Regions from separate parts of the Mus musculus genome. Here all the other regions are linked to region 2. Evidence: chromatin loops called from intact Hi-C (ENCODE). Cell type or tissue: left cerebral cortex. All regions are shown on one strand. Region 1 holds the start of Unc119b (unc-119 lipid binding chaperone B). Region 2 holds the start of Pop5 (processing of precursor 5, ribonuclease P/MRP family (S. cerevisiae)). Region 3 overlaps Unc119b (unc-119 lipid binding chaperone B). Region 4 overlaps Cabp1 (calcium binding protein 1).

Evidence for each region. A loop is a pair of places that touch in the nucleus more often than their neighbours do. Peaks named below come from ENCODE experiments on the same cell type or tissue, not always from the same donor. Only the 100,000 strongest peaks of a DNase experiment are listed, where the experiment ranks them.
Region 1: it touches region 2 in a loop (5-fold over the local background); 25 of 42 quality-filtered maps call a loop at or near these places.
Region 3: a loop joins it to region 2, with 7 times the contacts of the local background. A loop is called at or near these places in 27 of 42 quality-filtered maps.
Region 4: it touches region 2 in a loop (6-fold over the local background); 20 of 42 quality-filtered maps call a loop at or near these places.

Annotation. Positions count from the first base shown.
Region 1 is chr5:115,133,193-115,135,692 of GRCm38, reverse strand. It overlaps Unc119b (unc-119 lipid binding chaperone B), which reads left to right and starts at 718. Exons shown (of 5, transcript NM_175352.4): 1 at 718-1,026. The coding sequence starts at 783. In left cerebral cortex, a CTCF peak has its summit at 91 (motif pointing left); DNase peaks (open chromatin) are centred at 723 and 1,313; H3K4me3 peaks cover 1,921 bases; H3K27ac peaks cover 671 bases.
Region 2 is chr5:115,234,866-115,237,365 of GRCm38, reverse strand. Pop5 (processing of precursor 5, ribonuclease P/MRP family (S. cerevisiae)) reads right to left here and starts at 1,515. Exons shown (of 6, transcript NM_026398.4): 1 at 1,482-1,515. In left cerebral cortex, CTCF peaks have their summits at 1,091 and 1,290 (motif pointing right); DNase peaks (open chromatin) are centred at 1,303 and 1,904; H3K4me3 peaks cover 1,345 bases; H3K27ac peaks cover 1,438 bases.
Region 3 is chr5:115,124,222-115,126,721 of GRCm38, reverse strand. It overlaps Unc119b (unc-119 lipid binding chaperone B), which reads left to right. Exons shown (of 5, transcript NM_175352.4): 5 at 1,222-2,500. The coding sequence ends at 1,334. Among named protein-coding and RNA genes, the nearest start is that of Acads, 6.1 kb to the right of the region's middle. In left cerebral cortex, a CTCF peak has its summit at 1,372; DNase peaks (open chromatin) are centred at 601, 1,070 and 1,331; H3K4me3 peaks cover 219 bases; H3K27ac peaks cover 2,500 bases.
Region 4 is chr5:115,186,017-115,188,516 of GRCm38, reverse strand. The region is part of intron 1 of Cabp1 (calcium binding protein 1); the gene reads left to right. Among named protein-coding and RNA genes, the nearest start is that of Gm35515, 7.1 kb to the left of the region's middle. In left cerebral cortex, a CTCF peak has its summit at 1,163 (motif pointing left); DNase peaks (open chromatin) are centred at 1,145, 1,603 and 2,188; H3K4me3 peaks cover 937 bases; H3K27ac peaks cover 1,682 bases.

The sequences.
Region 1 (2,500 bases), 100 kb after region 2:
TCTTCCAGAGGTCCTGAGTTCAAATCCCAGCAACCACATGGTGGCTCACAACCATCTGTAACAGGATCTGATGCCCTCTTCTGGTGTGTCTGAAGACAGCTACAGTTTACTAAATAAATCTTTTTTTTTTTTTTTGCTGAAGGGACCCTGATATAGCTGTCTCTTGTGAGGCTATGCTAGTGCCTGGCAAATACAGAAGTGGATGCTCACAGTCTTCTATAAGATGGAAAACAGGGTCCCCAATGGAGAAGCTAGAGAATGTACCCAAGGAGCTGAAGGGGTCTGCAACCCTATAGGTGGAACCACAATATGAACTAACCAGTACCCCCAGAGCTCATGTCTCTAGCTGCATATGAAGCAGAAGATGGCCTAGTCGGCCATCACTGGGAAGAGAGGCCCCTTGGTATTGCAAACTTTATATGCCCCAGTACAGGGGAATGCAGGGCCAAGAAGCGGGAGTGGGTGGGTAGGGGAGCAAGGCGGAGGGAGGGTATAGGGAACTTTCAGGATAGCATTTGAAATGTATATAAAGAAAATATCTAATAATTTAAAAAAAAAAAAAAAAAAGCATGTGTTTTAAATATCCAGAGTGACTGGAGTGTGAAGATTCTCAGGTCAGCACCCTCGCACCTTCCAGGAGGCGGCTCCTCCACAGGCCCCGCCCCCAGGAGCCCGGGCCTCGCCCCCCAGGAGCTCAGGCCCCGCCCTGGGCGCCAGGGTCCCGCCCCCGCTCTCCATAGTTACGGCGCCCCTGAGGTGGCGGCCATCTTGGTGGTGGAGCGATGAGCGGGTCGAACCCGAAGGCTGCGACTGCGGGTTCGCAGGCTGGGCCCGGCGGGCTGGTGGCTGGCAAGGAGGAGAAGAAGAAGGCCGGCGGCGGCGTCCTGAACCGGCTCAAGGCGCGACGCCAGGGGCCCCCACACACGCCCGACGACGGCTCCGGGGCCGCCGTCACGGAGCAGGAGCTGCTGGCCCTGGACACGATCCGCCCCGAGCACGTCCTACGCCTCAACCGGGTCACCGAGAGTGAGTGGCGAGCGGGCGGGCGGGCGGGCGAGCCGCGCCCTCCCTGGGCACCGGGCCTGGGAGCGCTCGGCGGGCTGGGCCGGGTCGAGTGCTGCCGACGCCGGGGGTCTGCTCGGGCCGTGCTGCTGAGGGCCCCGCTTCCCAGACCCGGCGAGCGTCTCTGGGCCTGGTCCGACCGACCCTGCCCACCTTGGGTCCCCGTCCTTGCGACCCCAGCCCTTAGCCGGGTTCCTGCCCACCCATCCTGCTGATCTGACCAACCCCAGCTTCCCGCAGCCTGACAGAGCCCCTACCTGCGGACCCCGGCTCCTGACAGCCCCTCCCCCTCTCGACCTTTGCTTTCGGTCCCCTCTGGGGTCGGGGACCCCTTTGTGTCCAGGTAGCTTGTGCTTCCGTCAAACACGTGGCTGTTGCGTTCCTTGCACACTTAAACTTGGTTGCATTTTTTTTCCACATCTCCCCCCACTCTCCCCCCCAAAAAAAAGTTTAAAAGTTTGAGCGTTTGTAGAAACCGAGACGGGGATCTTCTTGCTCTTGAAAATTTCTTTTCTAGTGAATTTACAGTTGGTCGGTGTTTCAGAAGTACGATTTTTTACATCTTTTAAGTCTTTTTTGACTGGTGTAAGGGATGGTGGGAAGAGAGACGTGTCTGCTCCCTGATGATCTACCTCTGCCTTTTGGAAGCTGCCCAGTCCAGCCCTGACCTGACACCCTTTCCTCACCCACCCCCACCCCAGGAGTTTGCAGTCACCTGGTTAGCCTTGGCTTGCCCTTTTCACCTCCCTGCCCTGGAGACTTCTAACCCTGTTTCCCTGAAGGATGTCAGAGTATCCGCTGGATTGCTTCACTGGGGCCCCTGGGGCTGTGAGGTGTAGTTCAGGTTGCTCATGGAAATGGAGTTTGAGGGAAAGTGGCTATTAACTGGCTCAGCCTGTGCAAAAGGAAGCCTCCATCTCCTAAAATAGTTTCAATTTGATTTGGGATGTTTGGTGACCCAGTTTCCTAACACTGTTTGGGGTGGGGACACTCTTTCCTCTGCCCAAAAACAACTGTAGATAGTCATGCTCGCGGTCCCGGAACAGTGAAAAAGCTGCTTCAGTTCTCTGTTTTCATGGGGGATTTGAAAGTATAGAAATGGCTAGTACCTGACCACTAACATCCTGTGAGCCTCACTGGTGTCTTGGACTGTCAAATGCCTGGCCCTACAGACATGCTAAGGACACTCGGGTCTCCCCTGATGTATGTCCCTTTCCCATCTCTGAGAGTCCTTAGAGAAAGCCACAGCCAGAGCTTAGTGGCCTTTGGATTTTATCATTCTTAAGTTCTTCTGTGATGTGTTTATAAAAAGATAAAGAGGTATAGAATAGGTCCTTTGAGGGTGTAGTGAGGTATGGGGGAAGGGGATGTCTCAGCGGGCCTGTGCCAAGGCATCCCTTCCCCTTGAGGGACCTGCCACACAATGGTATAGTATAGA
Region 2 (2,500 bases):
CCAGGCTGGCCTTGAACTCAGAAATCCGCCTGCTTCTGCCTCCCGAGTGCTGGGATTAAAGGCCTGCGCCACCACTGCCCAGCATTTAAAAAACAAACAAACAAAAAAAAAAAAAAAAAAAAAAAACAGGGTCCCACTCTATCTACCTAAGGCTAGCTTGGAGCCCAAAGCAATCCTGCCTCAGCCTCCTAAGGACTAGGACTACAGGGGTGTGCTACACTTCATTTATCTTGCATGTTAAGTGCATATTCTTTTTTAAAATTTATTATTATATCTAAGTACACTATAGCTTTCTTCAGACACACCAGAAGAGAACATCAGATCTCATTACAGATGGTTGTGAGCCACCACGTGGGATTTGAACCCAGGACCTTCAGAAGAGCCTTCACTCCAGCCCCTAAGTCCATATTTTTTTAAAGATTTATTTATTATTATATGTAAGTGTAGCTGTCTTCAGACAATCCAGAAGATGGAGTCAGATCTCATTACGGATGGTTGTGAGCCACCATGTGGTTGCTGGGATTTGAACTCCGGACCTTCAGAAGAGCAGTCAGGTGCTCCTACCTACTGAGCCATCTCACCAGCCCTAAGTGCATATTCTTAATGGTGTGACTCAGTGAGGTGGATTTGTGTGACTGCCACCCTATTAAGATGTAGATAAGGTTCAGTGCTCCCCAAATTCCCAGGCCCTTGCCAAAACCTTTAGTGGGAAGGAGCCATCATCCCCATTTCTGGAGAGATAGGTTTTGCCAGGCCTTGGCCTGGACATATATGTTTTAAGCATGCAACATGCCTGTAAGTCCGCTGCTTGACTCTATTTTCCTGTCGCCGGTGCTGCTACAGACATTCCTCACGTGCTCGGTATTGCATGTTTTAAGTGCACCACTAAGTCGGTCAGCATTGCCTTAATACACATTGTCTACAGATTTTCTTGTTATCCTGGGTTTCTTGGTGCCTGGCTTTGTAGCAGGGTCATTTTTGAAAATTAGATTTATTTATTTGTTGTAGAAATGTGGAGGTGCGTATTTGCCACGGCCGGAGGTGGCGATCAGAGGACGACTTTGGGAAGTTGGTTCTCAGGACCTCCGTTATGTGTACAGCTGTCATGGCCTCGCCTGGCCAGGTGTGGTAACGTAAAGCAAGACTTATATTTCACAGCTGACTATTTACAAGATCCGAAATCAGTTTTCAGTCTTCTCTTAGCCACAGCTTTAGGGGACCACAGATGTCCCTTCGCAGACTGCCATTCACTATTGCAATCAAGAGGCAATCATCGTCCACAGCCAGCGGCCGGTAGGGGGTGCCAGAGGCCCACTGTGTAGCTCGCCACACTCCCCACTCTCTAAAAATAGCACCAGTGCCTTTATCCTAACCCTGAGACCATTTTATAGATGCGGTCCGGGCCCAGGCCCAGAATTTAACCTTGAAAGCATTGGTCTCCAAACTCCCTGCTCGGATCCACTCCGATGCTCACTGCCCACCTGCTGTAACGTAGCCACAGGCGTGGGTTCGGATCCCCGGTCTTCGTCCTCCGGCCCGGTGCTGTCAGGGACCACACCGCGTCTCCAAAGCAGAGCTTCCCCTTCTAGTTCCGATTATTAAGAATTATTAGGATGGAGGTGTAGGTGGGATTGCACCGGCACGGGAGGGCGGGTGCCTAATAAACAAACAACGGCGAGCGGCTGTCACCCAGAGGAAGCACCCTGATCCGGGCCAGCCGGGAAGTGCGGGCCAGACGCCTCCCGGTGGGCCGGCGGCGGCGACGTGTCGTCGCAGCCTCTCCCGGTGGTAATTAGCCCCCGCCCTCGGCTCCGCCAGCCGCTAATTACACGTCTCCTAATGAGGCCGGCGGCTGTTTGCAATCACCCGGGTCCCCGCCGCGCGGGGGCGGGAGTCGTGGGCCGGCGTCAGGCGGAGGAAGGGGCTGAGGCTTAGAGAGGCGGACCTACGCAGGCATGACTCACGCGGGGATGGAGCCTAATCCCCGCTGAGCCCAAACCTGTGCGTCGTCGAGCCCATTCATCACCCACCGCCCTCATCCTGTATCCTGGGGTGGTTTCGCTTACTATTTATTACCGTGGTTATGGAAAGACTGGGCCTAGCCCAGGTCAGATGGTCAGGTGTGCGTGGGCCGGATCAGGGTGAGTGGGCGTTTGGGGGTCCCCCCCCACACTTTGGGTTTGTCGGCCCCCACTGCTACGTTGCTGGCCCAAAAGGTTAGCTCCGGCTACGCCTTCCAAAAACCTACTTTGAAACAACTAACGAAACCGTTATCAGACTAAAAGTTTAGATAACTGTCTAAGAAGAGGTTGGGATAGTTGCTAAAATGATCAATCAGGGGTCAGGTGAGACGATGGGGAAGGGAGCTTGCGGTCAAGCCCTGATCAAGATCTGAGTTGGATCTCAGGGACTGGCATAGGAAGCCCTAGAAAGGTGTTCTCCGACCTCCGTATGTGTACACGTGCCTCCTCCTAAATAAATTTAATTACATGGGAGCGGC
Region 3 (2,500 bases), 110 kb after region 2:
CAATATGACGTGTGTTCTCTCAGTCTCAGGTCCCTGGCGATTGCATGCTCTGGAGTGGGCGCTCCACTCTTGTGACAACAGCACCCAGGTGGGGCGCCTTCGAGCCGGGCAGGGCGTCCTGACAGAATCTCATTCTGGCCTGAGCTGACCTGGAGGTGCAGATGCTTGCAGGGTTAGATCAACTGGTGAAAGCAAACCGTCCAAGGGTGTGGAGTTGAGTCAGAGTGTACACTGCATTGCTGTGGCCCGGCTGAGCACAGAGAGCTGAGCATGGCTGACACTGCTTACACCTGAGATGCCTTTCCCTATGGCTAGGAGATGGCCCAGGGCTCTTAAATCAGAGCCAAGTGGAGGGAACCGGAATTGTATTCACCTTCTTCCAGTGTGGAAAGAGGGGAGGGCAAGGGCTTAGACAGACAGACAGACAGAAGTTCCCTAGGCAAATGGGCCTCTCTAGAGAGTGGCTTCCCTCTGTTCCTCTGACTGGGCACCTAAGGTTCTTTTGGCTTGCAGGCCCATAGCGGTAGGAGGATGGAGACGTGGGGAAGAGCATGGTTCTTCTCCCAGAGGACCTGGGCTCCATTCCCAGTGCCTACACCGGGGCTGCTCACAGGGCTTTAGCCTCACTTCTGGCATCTGAGAGTAGCACACATGTAGTGTACAGATGTCTACAGGCAGGCAAAACAAAACAAAACAAAACCTTGTACACATAAAATAAGTAATTTAAAAAAAATTAACAAGTGAGTTGGTTATGGTGGTGCCCCCTGGCCCTTGGGAAGCAGAAGGCAGCAAATCTCTGTGAGTTCAGAGCCAGCCAGAGTGGTACAGTGAGATCCTTCCTCCACAAACCAGACAACCCAGAGAGGCAGGTACAGAGGGGCATGCTACTCTGGGTTTCTGCTGGAATATCCAGAGGTGGCAGCAGGCCAAAAGCAGGGCTCACTGCTGGGCCGGCCAGGAGCGTGGAGGAAAGAAGTGGTCGTGACTGAGAAGTTTGTTTCCTAGGATACGGCAAGACAGATGAGGCTAGGGATGACTAAAGAGTTGATTGCATCCTGGTGTAGAACTGGACTGGACGTCACAGTCCATCTGGCGCCCTCCAGGCTCCCTGGATTCTTTTGCACTCAAGCTTTGCAAAGTGCTGCTCTGTCTTTGGAGGGATGCTGAGCGGCTTCCGCCTGGCTGTGGGGCAGACTCACAGAGCTTGCTCTTCCCTCACAGTTCGTCTGATGATTGAAAATCCCTATGAGACGCGCTCCGACAGCTTCTACTTTGTTGACAACAAGCTGGTGATGCACAACAAGGCGGACTATGCCTATAATGGAGGCCAGTAACTGCTGCGGGAGTGGACAGGGAGGTCCTCTGCCGCCACCACGAGCACCGAGCAGGAATTGCAGCTGTCGCCCGTCAACACCCACCTCGAACCTGGTCCAGGAAGCTGCAGCTGGGGCGGCGGCGGCGGGGTTTTGTGCTCCAAGGAGGTGCCAGCCAGCAGTTTCTCTTCCCAGTGTTTGTTCCCTGCCCCCTAGTTCACAGAGGTATTATAGTGAAGTAAAAGATTAGGGTAAGCTTCCCGGGATCCAGATAAAAGATTATTTCTGTATAGTCTTAGCTGTGCACTGCTTATCCCGACAAGCCTGACTGTCCAGGCACAGCTTTGTCTGCCAGAAGGCTTGTGCTGGGCTGGGCTGCAGGTTCCCAGCCCCTGCAGGTTCCTGGGTGCTTTGGGCAGCTGAGAGCAGCTCACTTCTCCCCCGTCCCGTGCCACTGGCACAGTCTGTCCTCGCCTATGCAGTTAGGCCAACTGGAAGAAACTTGAAGAGGGACTGGGGTAGGCAGAGCCCGGGCTAAGCCACTGGGTTGGGAGGTGGCACCAGAGTCAAAGATAAGGTTTTGAGGGGGCTTCTTACTGCCTTTGAGAAGCCACAGCCAGGCCTGGGGGGACCACGGTCTCAGCCTGGTGGCATCTTCTGTTCTTGCTCTAGAAGCCATGAGCCTCCCTCCTGCTTCCCTGGCCGTGACTTTTACCATGTCCTGCCGTGGCCCTGGGCAGTTCTGTTCACAGAACGGTGTCTCTTGAGTTTAGTGTGCACCCTGTGCTTTGCTCTCTTCCTTCTCAGACTTCTTCGGGGATTTTTACGTCAGTATTTAGAGCCCAGGATGCTGATAGATCGTGATAGGACTGGTCGGCTCCCAGGCTAATGTGGCTCATGGGAGAGGCACAGTTGGGGCTTTAGAGAGAGCTGACTCTGTTTCCAGTGACCCTGGAAGAGAGGCTCTGGGTGGGGACTGCCTCTAGAGCAGTCTGATGTTTAGGAGTGCTTTCCTCTCTGTTTGCCTTTCTGCTAAAGTCACATGGTCCTGCCCCAGACTGCTGCATGTGTGAGTGTTTGGGAAGGGCAGCATAGGCCGAGGTTGCCTGTCAGAGCAGTCCTTAGGTGCGCCTCAGGGGTCCTCAGATCCCCACTGACTGACTCCCACCTCTCTGGCTCCCTAGGTT
Region 4 (2,500 bases), 49 kb after region 2:
AGAGCTCCCCAGAGAGTCCACAGACTCTGCACTTGGCCGCCCTATGCCCACTGCACCAGGGATTTCAGGGCAGGGTCCAGCTGTTTCTGTGTTTCTCTTTCTTTTCTCTCTCTCTCTCTCTCCCTCATTTTTTTTTTTTTGGTGTGTGTGTGTGTGTGTGTGTGTGTGTGTGTGTGTTTTCAAGACAGGGTTTCTCTGTGTAGCCCTGGCTGTCCTAGAACACACTTTGTAGACCAGGCTGGCCTCGAACTCAGAAGTCCGCCTGCCTCTGCCTCCCAAGTGCTGGGATTAAAGGCATGCGGCACCACTGCCCGCCTGTATTTCTCTTTCTTAGCGTTATTCTGGACTATAGTTAAATAATTGTACTCCTCACTCTCTCTTGCCCACCTGCGAGGATGTAAACTCCCGTTGTTGTTGTTCCTCTTCATTGTTTCCAGAGCCAAGCACAGCACCCGGCTCATAAATGCCGGGCAAACGATACTTCCTTCTTCCACTTGAATAATTACTTATCAGCGCCTATTATGTACCACAGGCTTTCCTGTATGCGCCGTATTAGCCAGACAGGGAAAGTCCCATTTTCTAACGGAGGAAACTGAAGCTCAGGAATAGAAGGTGATCACAGGCAGAGCTGGGGCTCAACCTTAGACCCCAGATCCTTCCCCATTCATCAGAGGCCATTGACCCAGACCCCTGGACCAGCGGAGTGCTTCCTCTGAGTTGCTTTGCATTTCCGTTAGCGGTCTGCCCCTCCCCAGCTCTCTGGCATCTTTACCCTCTTTCCTGCCCTTTAGCTGTTCCCACCCAGTCTCCTCCTTTTGTGTTCGGGGAGTGGCTTCTTCCTTTTCCCCTCCTCCAGGAGTATGGGCCAAGCAAGGCATCAAGAAACTGCCTAGGCAACACCGTTCCCTGGTCTGCAGCGACACACAGCACCAGAGACATAGTGAACTAGCCAGCGACCTCCTTTTTAGCCTCCTAGGAGGAAGCCTGTGCCACCCACTGGGCAAGGAACCCAGCCATCTTCTCTAATGAAATTCCTGACCAGACATCCCAATGGACAAAAGTCCCTGGGAGAGGAAGCAGTCTGGGCTTGGTGTCTGCGATTGCATCAGGGGCCAGGGAGTAGGTCAACCTCCTGGTCTATCTCTGGCGCCCCCTGCTGGGGAAAAGCTGGATACACGGATAAGAGGAATGCTTCTCTGGGTACCCGCCTACCACTGCCGCGCTCAGACCCGGACATCTGAGGCATGAGAATTCCCTTGCCAAAGCAAGAATTTGGAGGGACAAGGAACACCGAGTCATCTGTAAAGTTCCGACTGTGGGAACTCGGAGGACCATTTTTAAAAGGCAAACCTCCCTGTTCTGCACTCCAGCGAAGCCAGTGAAAAAGACCTTTAGGTCAGAATTGGGAAGAGGATGGGAAGGACCAGAGAGACCTTGGCCACGTCCTCTGTGCCAGCGCTGCCTTCATTCTCCTCTCCTCAAGGCCATCGCTTGGCTTCCCGAGGGTCAGAGAGCCTTTCCACGGCAGAGGGAGCATAAGGAAGAAGCAGATGACAGCTGTGGCTTCAGCTGTGCCGCCAGCCCTGGAGCCTCATTCCATGTCAGCGATGAGGCAAGTGTGAAAAATGGAGCGTAATAGAGACGTCACAAGATCTCCCAGGCCCTCAACTGAGAACCACCTTGCTGCTCAGTCAGCTGGAATTGCCAGTGGCTGATGAGGCATGCTCACCCGGCTCAGTGCTCTCCAGACCCGGCTTACATCTCCCTGGGGTCCTGCGTGTGCATGCATGTGTGTGGTTAGTGTGTGTGTGTGTGTGTGTGTGTGTGTGTGTGTGTGTGTGCCTGTGTGTTCAACCACGCGTGCGTGTGCGCAGGCTGTGAGGCACCCTGGCTTTGGGGGCCCTAGCCAGCTTTCCCCTTCTGGATCTGCTGGCCTAATTCCCAGTTGCAGCTGCCACCTTGGGTCCCCCTCCCCAAGGCAATCTCCCTGCATATTTGGTAGCATAAGAAGGAGGGGCTGAGGCAAGGGGATAGACAGAGAATGGACTGAGCCTAATGCTGTAATCTGTTGTTGATGATCCTAAAGGCTTCCCAGCGCCAGTGCCCTCTGTGATCTACTCTCCAGGGGATTTTTTCCCCCGGTGCTATGCACTTTTTCCTTCTGCCTTCGGCTCCTTAAGAAACTGACTAGAAAGTTAAACCTAGACACACAAACGCACATACAAACCACCAGGAAAAAAAAAAAAATCAGCAGGAGCAGACAGGCAGGCAGGCAGGCAGGCAGACAGACGAGCACGCGCGCTCCGGCTCAGCTCTGTCCTGGAGGAAGAGCGACTGGAGCAGAGAGAGTCGCTGGGGTTGGCAGTGACCCAGACTGAGGTCTTCTGCGCCCCCCCCCCCCGCCCCCAGAAGCCTCCTTCATGGACCCAGAGACCGCCAAAGGGGCTGTGTCAGCGTAGGATGGGCAACTGCGTCAAGTCGCCACTAAGAAACCTCTCAA